Linked DNA regions of Mus musculus: all the other regions are linked to region 4. A link is a loop called in an ENCODE intact Hi-C map of the cell type or tissue named here. Cell type or tissue: left cerebral cortex. All regions are shown on one strand. Links, peaks and the distances in the headings refer to the core of each region. The heading gives the core; the rest is flanking DNA.

Region 1 (4,828 bases), core at 468-4,467, 200 kb after region 4:
CCCCAGTCAGGTTTCCAGGACCAAGCCATACAGGACGCTGTGACTTCACTTTTCACTTAGGTAAACCTTGATATTTGCACACCTTGACATAAATATGCATATTCCAGAAGATGTGTGAAACTTACAGAAAAAAAAAACTGGCAGGAGACAGCCTAGGTGAGTTGCTATTTCTGCTAGACAGGAGGAAAGACTAAGATTTCTCAGAGTTTACTTATACACGTTATGCCTTCTATAAAAACTGTGAATAATTAACAAAACCAACAATAACAGGAAAATGTCACTGTTAAATCAGACTGTATGTTAAAGTAAGACTACAAGGCAGGTTACAGTGCGGCGTTCAGTATGATCTCGGTAACATGATAATGATAAAGACTATACTACAAAGGCTGGCAGACTGTTTGGGTTCTGTTTGTCTTAAGGCAAGGATGGGAGACTTTATTTGTATACTGTACAGAGCTCAGAACCTAGTGCTACTTTAAAATACGAACTTAAGGGCTAGAAAGATGGACCAGTGCTTAAGAGCACTGGCTGTTCTTCCAGAGGACCCAGGTTTGAATCCCGGCATCCCCGTGGCAGCTAACAACATCTATAACTCAAGCTACAAAGGATCCAATGATCTTCTGGCCTTCCCAGGCAACAGGCACCAATGTGGTACACAGTCGTACATGCAGACAAAACACCCAGACAAAAAAATAAATAGGTACGTGTATGTGTGTGTTGTTAAAGATGAATTTTATGTAATTGCTACTGTGAGAAATGGTAATTAACCTGACCAGGACTGTGTGCACGGAACCTCCCTAATCACCCACACCCATCAGCCCATCATCCGGTTGTGAGCTCAAACTCCCAACAATGGGATGAGACCCAGTCGCCATCTGCATTAGGAATAAAAGGCAGGGATCGTCTTCACGACCCATGCTCACTGGCCCAGTGTGGGTTCTGGTGCACCCAGACATTTTTGCAAAAAGAAACTCTAGGCTAGAGAGAAGGGTCGGTGATTATGAGCACGTGCTCCTGCAGAGGACCCAGGTTCAATTCCTAGCATCCAACCGGCAACTAAGAGCTGCCCAGTTCCAGAGGATCCAACACCCTCTTCTGGCTTCCTTAGGTACTGCCCGCATGAAGGGCACAGACAATAAACACAAGCAAAACATCCACGTGTGTTATATATTTTAATAAATTGCTTTGCTGAGTTACTTTTGCTCTATGTGTTCCTTCATTCAACACCAAGATTATTCTTTTCCAACAACTTGAGGTCTCATCTTGGATCTCAAACCCATCTGTCAGAGTGTGGGGGTGCCTTCCCTTGGGAGAAATGTCCTCCCCACCATGTTCTCAGTAGCTTCCATAGGGTCTTTGGTGAACTTTTGAATGGGTACTGATCCAAGAATGGAGAGTTTCTCAGCAATGCAGAGATGCCCCTGGAAAATAGCTCAGTGGCTGGGTAACCGTTGTGTACAAGACAGAGGTAAGAGACACAGAGAATAACAACACACGTCTTGGCGGTTGGGTCATCCTGGAGTTTGGATAAGAGTGAACAAGATGTGCTCCTGGCCTGAGGTGAATACGGAACACTGACCCACAACAGCTTCATAGCTGTCCTTGGTGACTTCTGGTAAGCCTGTTGCTAAGTAGCACCTACTACAGGACACTACCCCACGAAGGAAGCAGTCAGAAGACTAAGGAAACACTAGAAACTGGGGTGCGAGAAACTTCCATTCGGGTGAGTCTCAGAGAGGTGAACCCTCACGAAACCAGGAGAGAAAATCATTGAGGTAAAAAGAACCCTAGGAAAGCAGACTCACCCAGACAGGAGCAAACCAACTCCTCTGGTGAAGCAAGAGACTCCCAACCCTATTCAATATACTTTTCCCTAACCTGACTACAGAGGGTACTGAATACCGTGTAGGACTACCATACGGCTGCTTACGGATTAAATCAGAATTAGGTATTTTTAACAAGTTGGACGTTAATTTCCAGCCAACAAAAAAGATCACAGATCCATTTAACCTCAGCCCAAACAAACAACAACAAAAAACCCCAACCCAGCACCAAGGTCATTTTCTTCTTCCTAGTTCTGCCATGTGCTTTCCGGAGCAACAGCGCCACCTATGGGCACTGGACACACCTTCTGTTCTGTTATCTTCTTTCATGGGGTTCCCTTCTGAGCAACAGCTTGTCTCTAAGAACACAGAGGAAGTCAAATGGAACCCAGATGGCATTGCCTGGCATTCACAGTTGCAATCTGTGGTAAGGCATAAGGGCCTCCTCTGCTTGGGTTGTCTGGTGGTTTGAATGTCCCCCTAGGCTCGGGCAATCGAACACCTGGTCCCAGATGTTGGTACTGCTTAGGGAGTTTTAGGAGCTGCAGGCTTGCTGGAGGAAGTGTGCCACTGGGGGAGGGCTCTGAAGAGTACACAGCCTCTCCCTACTTTGAGTGAACTCTCTCTGCTTCACACTTGTGGCTGAGGATGTAATCTTTCTCAGCTGCCTGCTGCAGTGCACCCCTGCCATGATGGACTCTTAGGCTTTGGAACCATAAGCCCAAATAAACCTTCTCTGTATACCTTGCTTTGCGTCATGGTGCTTTGTATCACAGCAACAGAAAAGAAACAGACAAGTTAAGACCATGGAATTTCTTCTGTTTCCTTGCTTGGCCTTCTTGGGAAGCACATATACATAGGCTGCATACCTGCCATATACATAGGCTGCATACCTGCCATATACATAGGCTGCATATCTGCCATATACATAGGCTGCATACCTGCCATATACATAAGCTGCATACCTGCACTAGCTCCTCCTTATACCCAGGCTACTGTAAGTCCTGTGTGTGTGTGTGTGTGTGTGTGTGTGTGTGTGTGTGTGTATGGTCTAAAAGGGGTGACTATCCACACTTATTCTGTGTATGCATGTAACCCCACAGAAACTTGTACCACAATGGGAGATGGGCTTATTTTAACATGGATCTGAGCACTATGGATCTACAAGCACAAAGTAACCACGTTGGTTTATGAAACACAGCAGGCCTTGTTGATTATTGATAAAGATTATGATGCCTGAATTTTTTTTTCAGAATGGAAAAAAAAAAACCTGGAAAGAATGAAGCAAACTACAAAGGTCTGAAGAAGTAATATGAAGATATGCAAAGGATGAGTTCATCTATGATATTAAAATATCTAAGGTCAAAGTTGAACACGTTGCTGTCAAAATTCTGCTTAAATATATGTCTCCTAAATGTTTATTTATAAGTGTTTGTTTTTACCCCAGCTTTACCTAAGGATCAGACAGTAGTTAAAAGTGCCAGGTTGATATTGTTAACCTTATGGGTGTTCAGCAGCCAGATGTGGTAGGTTTAAATAAGAATGCAGCCCCCAGCCGGGCGTGGTGGCGCACACCTTTAATCCCAGCACTTGGGAGGCAGAGGCAGGTAGATTTCTGAGTTCGAGGCCAGCCTGGTCTACAAAGTGAGTTCCAGGAAAGCCAGGGCTATACAGAGAAACCCTGTCTCAAAAAACAAAAAAACAAAACAACAACAACAAAAAAGAATGCAGCCCCCATAAGCTCATATATTCAGAGAGTGGCAATACTTGAAAAGGACTGGGTGAGGCTTTGTCACTGGTGTGGAGGGGGTGGGGGTTGAAGTTTCAGAGCCCAAGCCAGGCCCACTCTGTGTCTCTCTCTCTCTCTCTGTCTCTCTGCCTCTCTCTGTGTGTCTCTCTCTCACTGTCTCTCTCTCTCTGTCTCTCTGTGTGTGTGTGTGTGTCTCTCTCTCTCTGTGCCTCTCTCTGTGTCTCTCTGTCTCTGTCTGTCTCTCTCTCTCTGTCTCTCTCTCTCTCTGTGTCTCTCTGTCTCTGTCTGTCTGTCTCTCTCTCTCTCTCTGTCTCTCTCTGTCTCTCTCTCTCTGTCTCTCTCTCTCTGTCTCTCTGTCTCTGTCTCTGTCTCCCTGCTGCCTGTGGATCTGGGTATAGAACTCTCAGCTATTTCTCTAACACCATGTCCGCCTGCAGGCCACCATGCTCCCCACCATGACGATAATGGACTCAATCTCTAACACCTGTAAGCCAGCCGCAATTAAATGTACTTTAGGGGCCCTTTAGATAGGCCACAGGGTGGTGTATTCGCAATTAAATAAATGCTTTCCTTAAGAGAGTTGCCGCAGTCCTGGTGTCCTCAGAACACTAAGACATCACACTTGGAGGTTTATACTGATGCAGTCAGAGGCATTGGCAGGGGAAAATATTTTCCCCTGTCCCAGGGATCTGTGGTGCATCTCCAAAATGCCCTGTGGGGAGTCACCAGTTCTCTTGTTAAACAAGGCCCACCCAGCAAACTCTAAGCATGTCTAGTCTACAAAGAATTTCCTCTGTGCCTTCAAGTGAATCTGTGGTCAATTAAGGCCTTTAACTCCTCTTCATGGCGATGTTAACCAGTTGTTCACTGGTTAAAGAAAGGCAGGAGGGGCCTGAGGTTTCTCTCAAGTCCACGTGAGTCCTGAGGACCAGGTCCTCATCTGGCCTTAGCAGTTAAAGAGGGAGAAGTGACTAATGTTGGCCACCTCTGTGGTGACAACATCCAGCAGGAAAGCACAGGCACGTTTTCTCTGCACTCCGAGGGGTCGCACTGCCCACACATGAGGCTTAAATACATAGGGGGTGCTGTCTAAACAGCCATTTCTCACTAAGGATCCTCTTCTTGATAAGACAAATGCTGCCCAGGAGTGAGCCCAGACCTCAGCTCCCTGCAGCAGCTGCCTCCAGCCAGGAGAGACAGGCCCACTACTGTTTAACCTAAGAAGGAAGTGAGAGCTAAGGTTCTTTTCTCTGCC
Region 2 (4,828 bases), core at 352-4,351, 130 kb after region 4:
AAGGAGGCATGGCGACCAGAAGCAGGCATGTGGCAGAAGCAGAGACTTGGGGGCTCATATCTGGAACCACAAGCAGGAAGCAGAGGGCAATGAACTGGAAGTGGTGGGAAAACTAACTCTCAAAGCTTACCCCTAGTGACACTCCTCCTCTATAAGACTGCACCCCTGAAACCTCCCCAAACAACTCCACCAATTGGGGACTACACGTTCAAATGCCTGAGACTACAGGAAATGTTTCTAATTCAAACCACCACAGTAACTGTGATGGGTTGTATATGCTTGGCCCAGGGAGTGGCACTATTTGAAGGTGTGGCTTTGTTGGAGTAGGTGTGTGACTGTGGGCATGGGCTTTAAGACCTTACTCCTACCTGCCTGGAAGCCAGTGTTCTGCTAGCAGCCTTCAGATGAAAATGTAGAACTCTCAGCTCCTTCTGCACCATGCCTGCCCAGATGCTGCCATGTTCCCACCTTGATGAACCTCTGAACCTGTAATCCATCCCGAATTAAATGTTGTCCTTATAAGAGTTTCCTTGGTCATAGTGTCTGTTCACAGCAGTGAAACCCTAATTAAGACAGTAACTAAAGTCAAAATGCTACAATAGGAGTAACAAGAGTCTAAAGAAAGTCACATGCGCTCCTCCGTTGGCTCCTGGGTTATTGTCAGGGAAGTGGTATGCAGGGAAAAGGAAAGGCTGAAGCCTGGGGCCAGCTGGAGAGGGGGCATCCAGAAAGATCTCACCGGTTCTGAGCACGTCAGAAGACTGGGACTGAGACAGAACAGAGCAAATGATCTAAGGGCCCACATCTCAGTCTGACTGAGCCTAGTTGTTGGGGCTGCCAGGGCCCAGGCTCTGACCTGAGCAGCTTTTAACTGAGAGATTATAGGAGAAAAATAAAAAAGGAATCTTGGGGTTGGAGAGATGGCTCATCAGGTGAGAGCACTTGCTGCCCCTGCGGAGGACCTAGGTTTGGTTTCCAGCACCCATACAGTGGCTCACAACCATGTGTAACTACAAATCCAGATGGTTTGCTTCACTCTCTGGCTGCTACAGGCATGTGGATGCGTGTGGTACACAAACGTACAGTCAGATTCTCTCATACATGCACATACAACAACAACAACAACACTTTTTTTTTTGTAACCTAATGCATACTTACCGGCTTGCTCGTCACAGCTTGCTTAGCTTACTCTCTGATAGAACCCAGGATCACCATCCCAAGGATGGAACCATCTAAAATGAGCTGGGCCTTTCCCCCATCAATCACTAATTAAGAAATGTCCCTACAGCTGGGTCCTATGGGGGCATTTTCTCAATTGAGGTACCTGCTTTTTCAGATGACTCTAGCTTGTGTCAAGTTAACATAAAAACTAGCCAGCACATTAGTCCCCAGAAATCCGTGCCTACCTCATCCACACCTAATCCTTGTCTTGTGGAAGAATTCTACTAATGTTGATGTCAGGGTTCAGGAGGCACCCCTTGTTGGCATTTAGCTCTAATCTACTCTGACAGACACAGATGCGTCGACTGGAGCTGCTCCTTCCTATCTATCCACAGATGGCTCCACAGACCCTCGACAGCAAGGAAACAGCCAACTCTCCTAAGACTGGACCAATAGTCCATACCCATACTCCTGTTTCCTAGAGACATGTCGCCCCAAAGTCAGTAGGAAATAGCTAAAGATCACTACGATCCTATTCCTGTTCCACCATTGCCTATTTCTATTTTTTCCTTAATTAAACCAAAATGGGGGAATGTTGGCATTTAGTATAGGCTCTGCCCCATGGTTGCCTGGCAACAGTCAGGTGTGCCTGACTCACTATAAAGGGGGTTGCTTGCCCCCTCCTCACCTTCTTACTCTCCTGTCCCTCTCCACCCTCTCCCCTCTCTCTTCCCGTGCTCATAACTGGACTCTATTCCTCTTCTCTCTCTCTCTCTCTCTCTCTCTCTCTCTCTCTCTCTCTCTCTCTCTCTCTGCCTTTCTCTGACACTAGCCTTTTTCTCAGCTCCCCTCCCCCATACCCTGAATAAACTCTGTTCTATACTATAGAGTGGCATGGTTCCACTGAGGCACCCCCTTCCCCCACGCCTGACTGCACTTCCACCAAACATATTCCTTCTCTCTTTATTTTTTATAAAACACACCACCACAAAAGGGCTTTCATGGTCTTGAACAAGAGCTTGAGCAGAGACACACAATGTAGCAGCAGAGGTTTAAGATACACCTCCATGGGAGGAGGCAGGTCTGACCAAAGGAGAATTCAGTCGTTCACTGCTGCACAAGAAAGGGGTTCTTATGTTAAAATATGGGCTTTTGGGGTCATTGGCACAACACGAGATTTTCAGTGTATGCATTTGATGCCATCTAGAGGTGAGGAACGGATTGATTTTCTTTGCAAATTAGTGACTAACAGGTGGCAGGGGTTGTGGGTGAGGGTGGGGTTGGGAGTGTTGCTGGAATGTCTTGAGGAAGCCACCATATGATAGCCATGAGATTTGTGTCCCCTCTCGGGAGTCTTGGTCTCTTTATTAGAAGAAGTTAGGAATGGCCCTGAGAAGGCTGGGCTGGTTCCATGACAGACTTCAAAGTGACAGTTAAGGAGACAAGGCCTAAGAACTGGGCAAGTTCAGGCAAGCCCAGGCAAGTCAATTACTAATAGAAAAACCCCAGGCTCCAGCCTTCACGCCCCATAATGGTTCTGGAATGCCTAGAGTTAAAGAGAAAGCTCACCTACCCCAGAATTCCTCAGCAAATGCCTAGAGATATTGTTAGCATCCTGTCTAAGCTCCACCCCACAGTTACCTGGCAACAGCCAGGTAGGTCTGACCCACTATAAGAGGGGCTGCTTGCCTCTCTCTCTCTCTCTCTCTCTCTCTCTCTCTCTCTCTCTCTCTCTCTCTCTCTTTCTCTCTCTCTCTCCTCTCTCTCTATCTCTCTATCTCTCTCTTGTTCTCTTCCCTTCTTGCTCCCTCTAGGTCCCCTCACCCTTTTCCCCTTCTCTTCACCATTCCCTTCCCCCTCTCTCCATGTGCTCATGACTGGCTTCTCTTCTTTCTCTCTTCTCTCTTCTCTCTTCTCTCTCTCTCTCTCTCTCTCTCTCTCTCTCTCTCTCTCTCTCTGCCTCTACTACCCTCTTAACTCCCCTCCTCATACTCTGAATAAACTCTATTCTATACTATACTGTCATGTGGCTGGTCCCTCATGGGGAAGGGATGCCTGCTGAGATGTCCCCCTCCCCCATACCTCACCACACCCCCACAGAGCATACCCCTTCTCTCTTTATCTTCTTATAAACACATCAGATATAGCAAGATAAAGCTCATTTGTCCTGGAATTTCAGTGTGCTTTAAATCGAGCCTGGGAGCTCACTTGGTTGTCTGTCTGGTAATGGGAGACCCCAGCATGCTGGACTTCCGCAGAATAAAACACTCTTTGCGTTTACATACTATTTGAGTCCCGGAAAGGGAAGCTTGAGGGTAATTTATTAGAGTTTGAAAAGAAAAAGTCCCAGGCAGGCAGGCATAACTCTGGCAGCTGCCTATCTGGAGAAAAATGAAGACAATGGGGTAAGAAGTTACGCCAGCGTGGCAGTCAACTCAGGCAGGCAGTCCCACGGTGGAAGCCAGCGTGGGGGTCAGTCACAGGCAAGTAGGCAATCACATGGCCGGGAAGGGAGTTATAGAGAAAGAATAGGGGTGTCCAAAGTACCAGGGAGTGTAAAAGGCTCTGGGTAGCATCCCAAAGAAAAAGAGAGAAGAAAGGAAAAGTTATGATCTCTGAATGAGGACTCAGATTGGTAGAGTGAGCCAGGCAAACCTTAAGGTGGATGATAGGGAATGTGCTAGGGGGCAGGAACCCTGGGAAGGGAAAGTACTGTGTGAAGGTGAACCCATCCTCTTAGGGATAGTCTCTTAGCCAGGTCCTCAGCCTGCCCTACAGAGGTAACTCTTTTGTTTATTTTTAATATTTACAGTTTTAACATAACATTTTCATTGACTCTTTAGGAATTTCACATCATGAACTCCACTACACTCACTGCCCAGTCCTTTCATGGTCTGCTCCCTGCAGGCTTAGATTTTTTTTTTAAATCTACTTTAATTAGGGTCCTTAAATACTTCCACCTCCCTTCTAGCCCACCGACCAGAGGTAGCAGAAGATGGTTAATAGGATAAGGGAGATGTAGACCTGTTTAGAAGTAGTTCTTTGGGGGAAGTTTTAACCTTCACTGTCTGGATATCAGCAGTCCAGTGCTGGGCAGATATCTATTAAAATCTATTTCCTGCTGATAACCCTGAGTTATGACTTACTATGTTTCATCTGGGCTGCTCTTAACTCCAATTGGCCAGCCCTTGGGGACCATGTTTTCTTGACTCCTAACCAATGGTGTCTTTCTCTTCTTCTTCACCTTCTCTCCATAATTCTCCTCCAATCTCCTCAAGTCTGAGAACCCTAAAACCTGCCTATGTCTCTTCTGCCCAGCTATTAGCTGCTGACATCCTTATTCACCAATCAGAAATAACTAGGGGGCAAGGTCACATAGCTCACTTGGGTCTACACGCAGACTCTCTTGTCTCTGGGCAACCAGGTCTTGGGGGACCTCACTTAGCATTACAATGCACAGCAACAGACAGAACCTCAACACTGTGAGATTGTAATCATGGAATATATATTACACCAACATGCAAAAAGAAAAAAAACAACATGAAGTAAGGTTACAATTATGGATAGATTTATAAATAGGGCTTATGTTGGCACATGATTTTGGCCTGTTTTAAAAGAACTGTTAACTCACTTAACTGTTTTCAAATGTAAGTTATTTTTGCCTCTA
Region 3 (4,828 bases), core at 574-4,573, 150 kb after region 4:
CAACCTTTCTGCCATTACCCTTGAACTGTCCACAATTAAAATTTTCTAGTGCTTAATTTGTATGTATAGTCATTATACATATTGGCTGCGAGATCAATAGTCATTGTACAATAACTATGGGGGATTGGTTGCAAGGCAAGTAATCATTATACATATTGGATTGGTTGTAAGATCCTCCATAGCCCAGATGCCACAATGTGATGACGCTCAAATCTCATAGGAGATGGTTTTACATTTGTCTGTAATATATACATGTCCTTCTCTATATTTACATCTCTAGATGACTCTTCCTCTACAGTCTGGATGATAAGCAGTGTTACATTAGGGAATAATGACAAGGAAAAACATCTACATATGCTCAGAAGAAGTGCTCCCCACTCCCAAATATTTTCTCTCCACTGTTGATGGAACTTGAGTGTACGGCTGTGTTTGGCTTCCACAATAAGTAAATAAATGTCCCCATGGTAGAGAAATCTGTGATAAATAAACTCTCCCTTTCCTATAAGTGACTGCAGTTCCCTATCCCTCCAGGTAGATGCCTTGGCACCTAGAATGTGCTCGCCCTCTGCAGTCCCAGGAAGCAGCCTTGGAGGGAACACAGGAAGTTTACAGGGGGTGACTGCTGTAAATGGAGGTGACAAAGCAGATGCTGGACTTTGAAAGTCACAAGGCCTCTGCTGCCCCCACAAGAACTCTGATTTGGGCATGGATCTCTGAGTTATTCCCTGGCTATTGCATTCTTGTTCTGACCAGTCAGTATATGTGGCTGTCCTGGGAAAGAGGTTTGTCCTTTGGCCAATGGTGTTCTCTTTCAGAGCAAGTTCTGGAAAGGCTGAGAGTCCAGTGCTGCCAGCAAGTATAGAAAGCAGTCCTGAAGTGGGGGTTCTGTGTGGCACAGTGCCAACACACCCTCAGCTCTGGTGGAGGGGATTGGGGGAAGGATGTTCACTGTTAGCTCTGTTAGCACCCACTCTTCCTCAGTGTGCTGGCTTGAATTAGATTGTCTCCCATAGGCTAGTATGTTTAAATATGCAGTCCCCAGTTGATGGACCTGTTTGGGAAGGATTAAGCGATGTGGTCTTGTTGGAGGAGTTGTGTCTAGGGGCAAGCTTTGAGATTTGAAAAGCCAGTGGTGAGCTTACTGATTGCCCGGTCTGCCTTCTGTTTGTAGTTCAAGATATGAGTCCTCGGCTGTTGTTATGGCCACCTGCTGCCTGCGACCTCTGCTCCAACATCCTGGAACCTGTGCTGGCTGGTTCTGTGTGTCAACTTGACACAAGCTGCAGTTATCGCAGAGAAAGGAGCCTCCCTTGAGGAAATGCCTCCATGAGATCTAGGTATTTTCAATTAAGGTATTTTCTCAATTAGTGATCAAGGGTGGGAGGTCCCCTTGTGGGTGGTGCTATTCCTGGGCTGGTTGTCCTGGGTCCTGTAAGAGAGCAGGTTGAGCAAGGCAGGGGGAGCAAGCCAGTAAGTAACATCTGTCCATTGCCTCTGCATCAGCTCCTGCTTTCTGTCCTGCTTGAGTTCCAGTCCTGGCTTCCTTTGGTGATGAAGAGCAATGTGGAAAATGTAAGCCGAATAAACCCTTTCCTCCCCACCTTGCTTCTTGGTCATGATGTTTGTGCAGGAATAGAAAGCCTGACTAAGACAAACCCCAAATAAACTCTTCCTTGTGTAAATTACCTTGATCTCAGCAATAGAAAAGTAATTAATGCACTTAAATTGAAGCAGCTTTGACAGGAACAGCAATGTGCCTAATAAACTCACTGCTTCCTTGGAATCAAGGAGCCCCTGTTCTGCCCGTGTGACGTCCGCAGGCATCTGAGATCCTGAGAGCATGCTGGACCCATTTGAAAGGATTGACACATGACTTTATTGCTTAAGCCATGGTGATCAGGTTTGGGTAGCATGAAACCTAACAGTGACCCAGATTGTTCAGGGGACTATTATGCGGTGTCCTGCTTAAGAACATGGTCCTAGCTGTCTCTTGTGACCCAGATGTAGCTGTCTCTTGTGACCCAGATGTAGCTGTCTCTTGTGACCCAGATGTAGCTGTCTCTTGTGACCCAGATGTAGCTGTCTCTTGTGAGACTATGCCGGGGCCTAGCAAACACAGAAGTGGATGCTCACAGTCAGCTAATGGATGGATCACAGGGCTCCCAATGGAGGAGCTAGAGAAAGTACCCAAGGAGCTAAAGGGATCTTCAACCCTATAGGTGGAACAACATTATGAACTAACCAGTACCCCTGAGCTCTTGACTCTAGCTGCATATGTATCAAAAGATGGCCTAGTCGGCCATCACTGGAAAGAGAGGCCCATTGGACACGCAGACTTTGTGTGCCCCGGTACAGGGGAACGCCAGGGCCAAAGGGGGGAAGTGGGTGGGTAGGGGAGTGGGGGTGGGTGGGTAAGGGGGACTTTTGGTATAGCATTGGAAATGTAAATGAGCTAAATACCTAATAAAAAATGGAAAAAAAAAATAAAAAAATAAAAGTAGTAAAAATTTTAAAAAAAAAAAAAAAAAAAAAAAAAAAGAACATGGTCCTAGCCAGGCGGTGGTGCACGCTTTTAATCCCAGCAGAGGCAGGTGGCTCTCTGAGTTTGAAGCCAGCTTGGTCTACAGAGTGAGTTGCAGGATAGCAAGGGCTATACAGAGAAACCTTGTCTTGAAAAACAAAACAAAACAAACAAAACAAACAAAGAGAACATGTTCCTTTAATCCAATTCTGCTTCACACCAGCTAGCTCTGTGAATCACCCAGTCAAACTTTTCTATAAAATGTGAACGATATAATACATTTGTTTTCATGTGTAACTCCTGAGTCACTGGCTTGTTTTACTTTGCCTTAGGCTTTCTCAGATGTTAGCATGGAAAAGCTTGCCTGTGGAAACTCCTCCATGACAGGCAAACAAGGGCAGTTTGTCGACTTCTTAAAACACAAGCGAACCTACTTTTCTATAAGGCAGACCCAACCCTAAAGACCAATAGCTTATTTGATGCTGCCCTCTAGTGGTTGAACACACTATCGCTCGCTACATTGTTTTACTTAAAGAAAAATAAGCCAGGATGGCTGGAATAGTCCCTAACCATTTAGACTTAAATTTGTAACTGCAGCGACCCCCATTTTTAATTTACTGACATCCTTCTCCAAACACAACATCTGGTAGGACTGCTGCAGAGGCCATAGGAAACGCCCCTTACTAAGGCCGCTCAGTCTCTTCCAGGGAATAGAGTGGCCAGAGCCCCTGTGTCTACCTAGGCTGGACTCAAGGCAGACTATTTAGAAAAGCATTCTCCTCTCTTGGAAGACTCACGCAGCCCATGTAGGGAGGCAGGACTCTCACTCGGCTGACACATCTGAAGTCAGCCCCAAGGGTATCCTCCTGCTGAGGGTACCGCAGCCCTGAGGAGTTCTGTTCCTCTTGGTGACCCTTTCCTCACGGATGCTCATCTGTCCCAGCTGTTAGCCAGGCCTCAGCAGCTAGGAGGGCCTGGTCATGCCTGTGTATTCGGCTGATTCCTCATGGACAGATTTGTGACTGAGCTAGCTCCTGGTAGGTGTGAACACAGGGCTACACTCCTGATACTCAGTTGCAAGTCTTGAGCCATGAGGATCGGGCTGGCATCCCACTAGCCACTACTTTACCCTGTGTATCTGCAGCTACATTCTATCTAACACATCAGGGTGACCTACCCAGCCTGGGATGCTGAACCCGCCTCGAGGGGCTTTCTGAAGATTCAGCGAGGCGTGTATCCCCACCTTTCCTGTCCTAGTTCTTGGGTTCTGAAAAAGGGATTTACCGAAGACTTCTTCCAAGTCTAATTCTGCTGAGCCTATGATGAAAGACCTTCGATCAGGTGTTTAGTAGTTTTCTTGGAAAGCCATTTATTATTGCTAATTATTACCACCAGGCCAGCAGCACAGGCCTGTACTCAGGAGGCTGAGGCAGGAGGACCTTGAGGTTACGGTCTGATGGGAGGCTAAGGCCACCTGGGCACATCACTGAGCTCCTCTTTTGAAAGAGGAACACGGTTGTGGATGTGGCTTAGTGGCAGAGTGCTTACCTAGCATGTGCGAGGCCCTGGGTTCGATTCCTGGCACTAAAACGAGTAAACTCTAATTCCAATAGCATATAGTTGAGTTTGTTAAGTCTGTTCAAAGCGAAGCTTGACAAAGAATGCTCAGCCCAGCGTGGTAACGGCCACTTGCAGTTCCAGCACAGGGAGAAAGGAGAGGCAAGGAGCCGAGAAAGGGGCCTGGGGGGGGGGGGCGAGGGGGTAGGGGTCTGTGTATGTGTGTGTGGGGGTGGAACATGAAGTTGAGTAGGAGGCAGAAATGAATCTGGACAAGTTGGAAGATGGGGCTGCATATGGTAAAAAATGTTTTATATGAAATTCTCAAAGAATAAGAATGTTTTTATTTATTTTTGAATTATTTATTTTATTTATATGAGTACACTGTTGCTGTCTTCAGACACACCAGAAGAGGGCATGTGATCCCATTACAGATGGTTGTGAGCCACCATGTGGTTGGTTGCTGGGAATTGAACTCAGGACCTCTGGAAGAGCAGTCAGTGCTCTTAACTGCTGAGCTGTCTCTTCAGCCCTAAAAACGTTTTAAAAACAGCTAAAAAGGGCCGGGCGTGGTGGTGCACACCTTTAATCCCAGCACTCGGGAGGCAGAGACAGGCGGATTTCTGAGTTAGAGGCCAGCCTGGTCTACAGAGTGAGTTCCAGGACAGCAGGGCTATACAGAGAAACCCTGTCTCGAAAAAACAAAACAAAACAAAAAAGCTAAAAAAAAAGTCTGTCATGACACTCTTG
Region 4 (4,828 bases), core at 405-4,404:
CCCAACGTGCCAGGAAGAACGACGCTGCTACAGGATCCTTCTGCACACATTTATTCAGTCCTGTTTCTTCTTTCTCCATATATCTCCCTTGTTTATATCTCCCTTGTTTTTATATCTCCCTTGTTTTTATATCTCCCTTGTTTTTATATCTCCCCTGTTTATATCTCCCTTGTTTTTATATCTCCCTTGTTTTTATATCTCCCTTGTTTTTATATCTCCCCCCTGTTTATATCTCCCTTGTTTATATCTCTCCCTTGTTTATATATCTCCCTTGTTTTTATATCTCCCTTGTTTATATCTCCCTTGTTTTTATAACTCCCTTGTTTATATCTCCCTTGTTTATATCTCCCTTGTTTTTATATCTCCCCCGAACCCTGGGCCTCTCACTCTTTTATACTCTCAGTTCCCATCCACGCACAGCAGGCCACGCCACCTCACCAGTCACGAGGCTTCAGCTAATCAGGGCAGCAGGGGCAAATCTCCACCAAATTGGATTCACCTGTATCCTGGTACACCTGCGCAGCACTCAAGATGTTTGTGTCTTATATGAGGAAGTCAGGTGCAAGTCATATGACTTAGCTGCAGTCCCTGGCGCCTTTAGGACTGCCACCACACCCGCTCCCCACAACCCTGCCCTCATCCATCCCTCTGGCACTACAGGGTTATCACCATTTTTTTTTCCCAGTGCCTGTGAGTTGTACCTGGCTGCCCCATCACCCAGATGGTTGCATGGGAGACAGGTCATAGTCCTTTTGGCTCCTTACTGGCAGCATCTTAGTCTGGGACAATATAAGAGATGAGTTCTGTCCTGTAACAATGTGGTGGTGTCTAGGCGCTCCACCGCCCCCTTCCCTTCCCCTTTTAATAGAAAGTCTAATGATGACCACTCAAGGCCAGCAGAGCTTTCCATCATACACAGCTGCTGCCCATAGCTAGCTCTGACACCCTGAGTGGCTCAGATGCAGATAGCCCACAGGCACCTCCTCTTCTTGGTGTCTGTACCACTCTACATCACGACATGGCATTCATTCCTACTCAGTAGGGGGCTCTGTGTGCAAACTCAAGCCGTTTGGGTGTATGTGTTCAAGTGTGCCTGCGTGGTGTGTATACATAGGCATGCATGTGTTGGGGGAAGGTGGTGCCATTCTTAAGTTCCAGATTAGAAGCACATACAACTACTTTCTGGGCCAGGTTAAACTTGGTGATATACAATCTAAGGCTGCTTTAGTTTGAGTGTTAAATCAGTGTTAAAATAAACAGCCTTAGGTTGAAGGTACCAAAGGTGGGCCTCATGAAGAAAATGTGTCAACAGCGTGCACACAGTTCTGCACTGATTCCCTTCAACTTGCTGCGCAGGGAGCAAGGCAGGCACAAGTGTGAGAAGAGCTGCGTTGGACTCCCTCCTGGTACATCAGTGACCTCTGCTGGTGGGATTTCCCTCTCCCTGTGCACAGAAGTAGCATCCCTCCATGACAGTGGTTCTGCTGCCTTCAGATGCCACCACACTGCAGAGCTGGTGGGCTTCCCTGCTTATACTTTCATTGGGGGACAGGACTGCAGCCGCCAGAAAGTCTAAGTAAGCCTCCACCGGCTTATTCTCAAAGCATGTTCACTTTCAGATACAACTATATTTATTTAAAAATTCTCAAAGAGATTGCAGGAGAGGTGGCTCTTGCAGTGAGCCCGATTTTGGTCCCCAGGGTCACATCAGCCACTTACAATGGCTTCTAACTCCAGCTCCAGAGGGATCCAACACCTCTGACTTCTGCAGGCATCTGCACACAAACGCACATGTCTGCACACAGACATGCAGAATTGAAAATAAAAAAATGAATATTAAAACAAAATTCTCCAAAAGGGAGGCAGCTAGATGGTTCAGCTTGAATACGGGAATTTATTCTCTGAGATCCAAATGGTTTGAAGGAGAGGACCGACTCCTGAAAGTTCTCTGACCTCACGTGTGTGAAATGGCCTGTGTTCCTGAATACACACACATGCATGTGTGAACACACAGGTACACACAAATTAAACAAAATTTAAGTCTCAAAAAGAACATGTCTAAAACCAAATGCTACTAGCTAAACGAGTCTGAATATATGTTGCCCTGGCTGTCCTGGAGCTTGGTATGTAGGCCAGGCTCGACCTTGCCTGTGCTGAGATTAAAGGCATGGAGCACCATGCCATCCCAAACGTCCCTAAAAAAAAAAAAAACAGCCCAGCAAAGTGAAATCGATACTATCAGAGTAAGGTTACTTTTCAGATCCATGGTGGGCAGCTGCTGAGGCATCCTTTATAGATGCACAAATTCACATCTTCTATCGCTGCAGTTCATCTAACTCACAAATCAACGCAAAACGCTGCTGCCGCTCACTCATTAGCCCACATCTAGGTCAGGCGGATCTTTGATTGACTGTCCAGGCACAGCTGTCCTGGGGAACTCCAGCCCAGGAAGCTAAGCAGTCAAATTGAAGCCGTGATGACAGATCTTCCAGCATCCTGCAGGGTTTTGTTTTTAACAGCTTTTCCCCAAACCTCTTGTCTTTGTAGGACCACGGGGTGGCACTCGAGAGCCTTTTCCAGCGTGAGGTTCACCTGTGGGTGGAGCCTGTGCATCTGTCTTCCGCTGCGGGGTTCTGACTCTACAGTGAGAGCTCATTGGACCAGGGGCAAACTCCTGACCATGGAGGAACCAATCCGCGCACGCGGGGCATGGCAGGTCGGAAAATGCCTGGGAAGTGGGGAGACCGCATCTTCCACCCACAGCCTGGAAGAGCAGAGGCGGTTCCTCAGCCCACAGAGATGCACAGAGATGACTGGAGAGTGGGACGCAGCCGAGATGAGATGTCGCAGAGAGAGATTTCTACTTCTAGTTCAACTTTGGCCCAGCCTCCTTTGTAGGGTTTTCCCCTTCCATCATGGCATTTGTTCAGGCAAGGAGAATTCTCGAAGACACGAGCTTTTGTTTATATGACATTCAAAACAAAGAGCAGAATTCTGAATAGCTTGGAGAAACTCAGAATTTGAACTCATGCAAACTTCCAAGAAACCTCATAATGGGATGGGGTTTTGTCTGTCAGGACTTTGTGTTTAAAAGAGAGAGAGACACACAGAAAGCCTTTTCCCCAATTTATTTTTACATTTGCTATAAAAATCTATCAAAAATGTGTAAGCAAAAGCAAAAGATTGAAAACAAATGGTCACCATTAGCAAACTCGTTACACGTTCATCATACAGTTACACGTTAGGCAGGCATTGAAAGACCAAGAGGGGTAGGTTGTTCCTGCATTCTAGTTTAAAGAGACAGTATAGCTGGTCGTGGTGGTCCACGCCTTTAATCCCAGCACTCGGGAGGCAAAGGCAGGTGGATTTCTGAGTTTGAGGCCAGCCTGGTCTACAGAGTGAGTCCCAGGACAGCCAGGGCTACACAGAGAAACCTTGTCTCGAAAAACCAAAAAGGGCAAGAATGTACATGTACACACACACACACACACACACACACACACACAAAGGGGGTGCAGGGTGGGCAGAGGGGTCTCTGACATCTACAGAATGATTGTATCGTGTGAAAACAATGTTCCCACATACATGTATTAGCTCTTTCAATACACAGCGGCTACATATGTGTACACAACTATACTAAGCTGCTTTTTACCTTTATTGAGTTTATACTTAATCTACTTTATAGGAGATACTTCTCTTAACCTTGAGAGCTCCTGGAAATTGGGTCGATCTTCATAGCTGTCTGTCCTGCCGTGCTTCTGCGAGCTGATTGGACAACCAGGGAGAGGCAGGATGGGAAGTTCACGGTTGCTTGTTCCGTATACAGAGTGACATGTGGAAGGGTGTAGTTTGTGGATTGGTAAATTGATATCTGAAGTTGAGGAATTGCCCAGTAAATAAACAGGGTGTCTCATCTCTGTTCTAAGTACATTTTCAACACCTAGACGAGTGGAGTCATTGGCTTGGGCCCGCAGGCTCCGCATCTAGTGATTAGTGAAAGTAATACCTTTTCCCCCAGATTCTTTTAAATAAAGATGAAAGCATCTGGCGCACCGCCTGGCCGGGTCTTGGCTGATGTTGAATGTTTGGTGCTGTTTTAATCAGCTTTTTCTTCAATGTGTCCTAAAAGGAGGTTGTACCACTTACGTTAGAAGAGACCGAGTATCAGCTATGAGCCAGCGCTGTGTTGTGTTTGAATTCAGTTTCAGAGGAGATTGTTAGACGTAGCTCGCTGAATTTCGTTGCTGTTGACAGGCTGGTCTCCAACTCGTTGTCATTATTGTAGGTCTGTTTTTGTGTATGTGAGTGAGATTATAATATAATGACATCACTTCTTCCTTCTCTTCCTCCCTCCAAACCCTCCAATAGATCCTTCCATGGTCTCTTCTAAACTCATGGCCTCTTTTTTTTTTTCATTGATCATTGTTATGTGCCATCCATATATATATATATATATATATATATATATATATATATATATATATGCCGTGACTGTATACTGTTGCTTGTATGTATGTTTTCAGGGCTGAGCACTTGGCATTGGTTGACCATTGGTATGTTCTTCACTGGGGAAGACCACACCCCTTCCCCCAGCATTCTTACTCGTCTGTAGTTCTTTGTGAAGGGGTTGAGGCTTTGTGGTCTTTTGCCCTTCAACTTTGGCATGTCTTTTGGTGTCTGGGTTCAGCTCATATTCAGGCAGTCATATTGGTGAGACTATGGGTGTAGCTTCTGGCAGTACTAGGAGACACAGTCTCACAGAAAACTCCCTGACCTTCTAGACTCTGACTCTTGACCTTCCTGCCACAGTCTTCTGAGTGGTAGGATG
Region 5 (4,828 bases), core at 394-4,393, 96 kb before region 4:
AATTCCCTATTCCCTCCCCCCTCCCCCTGCTCACCAACCCACCCACTCCCATTTCTGGCTCTGGCATTCCCCTATACTGGGGCATATAATCTTCACAGGACCTAGGGCCTCTCCTCCCATTGATGACTGACTAGGCCATCCTCTGCTACATATGCAGCTAGAGACATGAGTCCCACCATGTGTTTTCTTTGATTGGTGGCTTAGTCCCAGGGAGCTCTGGGGGTACTGGTTAGTTCATATTGTTGCTCTTCCTATGGGGCTGAAAACCCCTTTAGCTCCTTGGGTACTTTCTCTAGCTCCTTCATTGTGGATCCTGTGCTCCATCCAATGGATGACTGTGAGTATCCACTTCTGTATTTGCCAGGCACTGGCAGAGCCTCTCAGGAGAGAGCTATATCAGGCTCCTGTCAGCAAGCTCTTTTTGGCATCTGCCATAGTGCCTGGGTTTGTTTATGGCATGGATCCCCAAGTGGGGCAGTCTGACCAAGTTCAGAGCAGAGACTGAAGGAACGACCATCCAGAGACTGCCCCACTTGGGGATCATATAAGATTTTTAAAGTAGTTCCCAGAGCTGACCACAAGGGCTCCTCCGACATGTGGACGGATGAAGCTGACCGTTTTTCTGGGTTTATCCCTTGAAGCTTTGTACCTATATACAAATCCAGAACAAATCACAAAACACTTGGGGAAAAAAAAAGATTTTTAAAGTACCTGAACATCTGGTGACTTTAGCAGCAAAGTTTTCAGCGGTCCATAGTACTCTGATGGAAGCACGCAGTCTTCTGTATAGCAGAGAGTTAACAGAAGAGATCCCAGGTCATCGGTTTTAGATGATTTGTTTCCATTGTCTCTTGGCTGTAGCAAGTACCTAAAGTAAAAGTACAGCTGATGGTACTACACGTGATGGTAGTGAGTTAACGAGCAAGCGGGATAAGTAGACAGCTGAGCTACTGAAGAAGAAACCACGGGCCAGGGCCAGACTGCAGCTCATGGGCGGACTGTGTTCTCAGCACATTCAGCCCTCACTGTGCCCACGAAATAAGAAGCACAGAGCAAGTGGTTACTGGCGAGGATGGGACCTGAATTAAGGCTGTCTGATTCTAGAGTATAAGTTGTAAACCACCATCAAGAGTCAACGCCTATCTATAGTGTTCTACTACACTGTTGAGTAAACATACAGGCATAGTACAGGTGGGCATGTGGTCGTGTGTGCACTTGGGAGATTATGACTCCCAGGCCACACAGAAACCCAGGTTCAATACAACAAAACAACGAATGAAAATATATACATGCATTTGCCTATGAATATAGAAAATATTCCCAGAATCTAGAGAACAGAGGCTGGCTCAGAAATAGGACCTAGGCAAGTGGCACTGGGGAAGGAGGCAGGATTCTCTTTTACATCTTTTTACCTAGGAATGGTGTAATTTCTATTAAAAAAAACTTATTTAAAAAAACAATCAAATTATGTTCTATTATCTACACATGGCAAAATGAAAATTAGCTAATATCAACACAAAAAAGACAATGCTAACGTCCAATCTAATTATCACCAATTAAAAAACAATCAAGGTTAAGGAGGTAAATCACTCCGAGTATGAAATGTGTGATGCTCTGAGTGCGGCTGGCTAGCACGAGACTGTAGTCCGTTTCATTCTCCCAGGTTCCCCCACCACCAAGAACCGACTCAAGGTAAACAGAGATGCCTTTACTTCAATACCCAGAAGGCAAGTGGTGGAAACAGAGAACAATTCCTGCAGGCATTCACAGGCTGCGCGCGCAAGGGACACACATAAAAGTAATATGTACATAAGGGCAACAAAAGACGTCTTAGAAAGCAAGGGAAAGTGGCATGAGTCATTGTATTATAATCTGCAAATAAAATTAAATAGGAAGTAGAGCTGGAGAGATGATGCAGCAGTGGAGACCACTTGCCGCTTCTGTAGAGGACCCACATGTTGGCTCACAACTATCTCTAATTCCTGTGGCAGGGCATCTGACACCATCTGATGACCCCCACAAGCACCAGGCATACATGCAGTACACAGACATACATAGAGCAAAACACTCATATACATAAAATAGAAATCTTAAAAAAACTAAACCATCAAAAACCAGTTTTTAGACATACAATATAATAGGCAAATACTAATGGAAATTACTGGAAAAAAGAAAATAGAAAAACTTAAAGCAAGAGTACTGCCTACTAATAAGTTATTATGACCCTTTGCAATATCAACGTTAGAAATAACTATGCCTGAATGGAATGAGGTTTTGTGCAGTTATCTTTAATACCACTAGAGGATGCTACAGCTCTATAAGTGATAAAGGAGATCAAGATCTTCAATTAAAATGGCATTAACATTTTTATACTTCCATACAATGTACATTAATTCATATACATTAGCAGATTCTTCTCTTTTATGCTACATAAATTTTAGCATTTATGCTTCTGACAGACTACTTTAAATTAAAATATTTTTATTGGAGCCTAGAGAACTAGCTCAATGGTTGAGATCATAAACAAAGAACGAGTTCAATTCTTAGCAACCAAAATCAGGCAGCCACAAATCACCTGTGACTCCAGCTCCAGAGGATTCAACGACTCTGACCTCAAAGACACCAGCACTCAAGAGCACATGAAGTATTTATACTATTGATAGAAGAAATTGAAATAAAGTTACTTATTGTCTGTTAATATTCCAAGTTGGCCAAGGTAGAAAGTTCTGTCAAATTTGAAAGTATATGGAAAGACTGTGTCACACTGTGGGGGCAGGTCTGAGGCTCATTGTGGAGGCCCCTGGGAGACACAACAACTCATTTTTTCTTCTGTACTAAAGGTATGGAATGTTATTTTCAAGACTTAAAAACTGAGTTCAGGAATTTTCATGGAGAAGGGAGGAAATATGACATGGGGGCAGGGGAGGCAAACGGTAATACATTTTTCTCAACAATTAAAGTCATTTTTCTCCTTCTCTGGATGCATTTAGAAATTAAAACACACAAAATGTTTTTAGAGAGACTAATACATTTAGATTTGCATTGGAAGAGTTAAAAAATAAAATTTGAAAATTAGTCTAAAATACAGTCTCTCTAAGGAAGGCTATGGAATAGCAGAATCCCAATGAGGACTGTCTGGTGGCAGGCTCCTTTAAAGGCAAGTGAGACCAAAGAGAAACGTCTAAGTCCTAGGTCAGCTGGAGTGTGCACAGCTTAGATCTCAGCACTTAGAAGGCAAAGACAGGTGGATCTCTGAGTTCAAGGACAGTCTGGTCCTCATAGTAAGATCTAGGCCAGTCAAGGTTAAATAGTGAGATTCTGTCTCAGAAACTAAAACAATAAAAACAAAAACAAAAACAAAAACCCAACCCCTAAACAGTCAACACCAACTCCTCTTCTAGGCAGCTGAGTTCTAAAGAGCGGTTCTTATGTTAACATCCCAGTGTGTACAGACCACGTTATTTAAATTCATTTACTCATCAACAGACGGTTTGCTATTAAAGAGTGAAATCCTATCACTTATGGTAACCCATCTGGAACTGGAGGTCATTTTATCATGTGAAGTAAGGCACAGAAAGACAAAGGCCACAAGTTCTTATTCCTTTGTGAAAACTAAAGTTGATCCACATAAAAACAAAGACTGTAAGTTGCTAGAGGCAGGAGGGGAGATCATCAGAGAAAGGTATTATTATTAGAACGGGCTCTCAATGCAGCGTGGGAGTAGCAGCTCTGTTTATAATCCAACAGGTTCACTATGGTCCGTAACAACTGATGTCACGGTTCAGCACAGTCTAATTCTCCAGCATCCAACATGGAAATGGTATTTGAGAGATGGAAATGCTGACTATCCTGATTTGATCATTACACAGTATATACAAGTGACTATTACACTTAATAAGCAGGCACAAATATTACATTTCATTTTAAAAAGTGACCTTTAAAGGGAAGAGACAGAGGTCAGAGAAATGGCTCAGCTGATAAAGTGCTTGCTCTGCAGAGCATGAGAATCCGAGTTTAGGTTCCCAGCACCCATGTAAAAGCTGGGTTTAGTGGTGTGCACATCTGCAATCCTTGCACGGGGCAGGAAAAGACAGGCAGTCCCTGGAGCTCACTGCCCACCCAGCCTAGCTAATCAGTGAGCTCCTGGTTCTGAAGTCCTCTCTTCAGAAACTGAGAGTGACTGGTGAACATATCCAGTGTCAAGTCTGTTCTCTATGTGCGCATGAGTGTAAGCATACCTACATGCTCACATAGCAGCATCAACAAGCACCAACAACTGAGAAAGCATGATCCTACATACCAATCAATCTAGGAAGAAACATGGGCTCAGACACACGAAGAGACAGAAAACACTAGTTTTTAAGGGCTATAGAGAAAAAGTTTCACATTGAAATAAGTATGAATTTAATGTCAAAACATTAAGGTTATTAACATTAATGTTATTAATTCAGTATCACTATTAGAGCCATGAAAAGGCCAAATGACATTATAGTCAATACCCCACACTCAGAAAACACATCGAGGTTATCTGCATTTGTAAATGTGTGATAACTGAAAATCATACACTGCCTCACACAGAAGACTGCTGTGTCTTCTCAATAAGCCCTCTGCTTTCTACCCACAATTCTTTGACCGAAAAGCATCCAAACTGCAGATGATGACATGTGATCAAGCATCAACGAGCGGTTCATTCGATGTCTTAATGTTTCTCATTTCTTAGATTTAAGACTTTATTTTTAGTGTGTGTGTGTTTGTGTGTGTCCATGTACAGGTGCCCATCAAGACCAAAGAGACCAGTGGATTCCTTAGACCTAAAGTTAAAGCCCTT

What was found. Hi-C counts contacts between places; a loop is a spot of excess contacts. Peaks named below come from ENCODE experiments on the same cell type or tissue, not always from the same donor. Only the 100,000 strongest peaks of a DNase experiment are listed, where the experiment ranks them.
Region 1: a loop joins it to region 4, with 2.6 times the contacts of the local background. A loop is called at or near these places in 2 of 42 quality-filtered maps.
Region 2: a loop joins it to region 4, with 2.8 times the contacts of the local background. A loop is called at or near these places in 11 of 42 quality-filtered maps.
Region 3: it touches region 4 in a loop (10-fold over the local background); 32 of 42 quality-filtered maps call a loop at or near these places.
Region 5: a loop joins it to region 4, with 9 times the contacts of the local background. A loop is called at or near these places in 29 of 42 quality-filtered maps.

Annotation. Positions count from the first base shown.
Region 1 is chr9:96,871,127-96,875,954 of GRCm38, forward strand. All of the region lies in intron 1 of Pxylp1 (2-phosphoxylose phosphatase 1), which reads right to left. Among named protein-coding and RNA genes, the nearest start is that of Pxylp1, 16 kb to the right of the region's middle. In left cerebral cortex, for the core only: CTCF peaks have their summits at 1,079 (motif pointing left) and 2,103; a DNase peak (open chromatin) is centred at 2,123.
Region 2 is chr9:96,797,940-96,802,767 of GRCm38, forward strand. No RefSeq gene overlaps it. Among named protein-coding and RNA genes, the nearest start is that of C430002N11Rik, 35 kb to the left of the region's middle. In left cerebral cortex, for the core only: a CTCF peak has its summit at 2,366 (motif pointing left); a DNase peak (open chromatin) is centred at 2,324.
Region 3 is chr9:96,815,736-96,820,563 of GRCm38, forward strand. No RefSeq gene overlaps it. Among named protein-coding and RNA genes, the nearest start is that of C430002N11Rik, 53 kb to the left of the region's middle. In left cerebral cortex, for the core only: CTCF peaks have their summits at 3,019 (motif pointing left) and 4,468 (motif pointing right); a DNase peak (open chromatin) is centred at 2,998.
Region 4 is chr9:96,667,397-96,672,224 of GRCm38, forward strand. No RefSeq gene overlaps it. Among named protein-coding and RNA genes, the nearest start is that of Rasa2, 38 kb to the left of the region's middle. In left cerebral cortex, for the core only: CTCF peaks have their summits at 1,420 (motif pointing left) and 2,555 (motif pointing right); DNase peaks (open chromatin) are centred at 1,423, 2,644 and 4,076; H3K4me3 peaks cover 748 bases; H3K27ac peaks cover 1,304 bases.
Region 5 is chr9:96,571,154-96,575,981 of GRCm38, forward strand. It overlaps Rasa2 (RAS p21 protein activator 2), which reads right to left. Exons shown (of 24, transcript NM_053268.2): 10 at 712-868. Among named protein-coding and RNA genes, the nearest start is that of Gm28729, 48 kb to the left of the region's middle. In left cerebral cortex, for the core only: CTCF peaks have their summits at 569 and 2,297; DNase peaks (open chromatin) are centred at 542 and 991.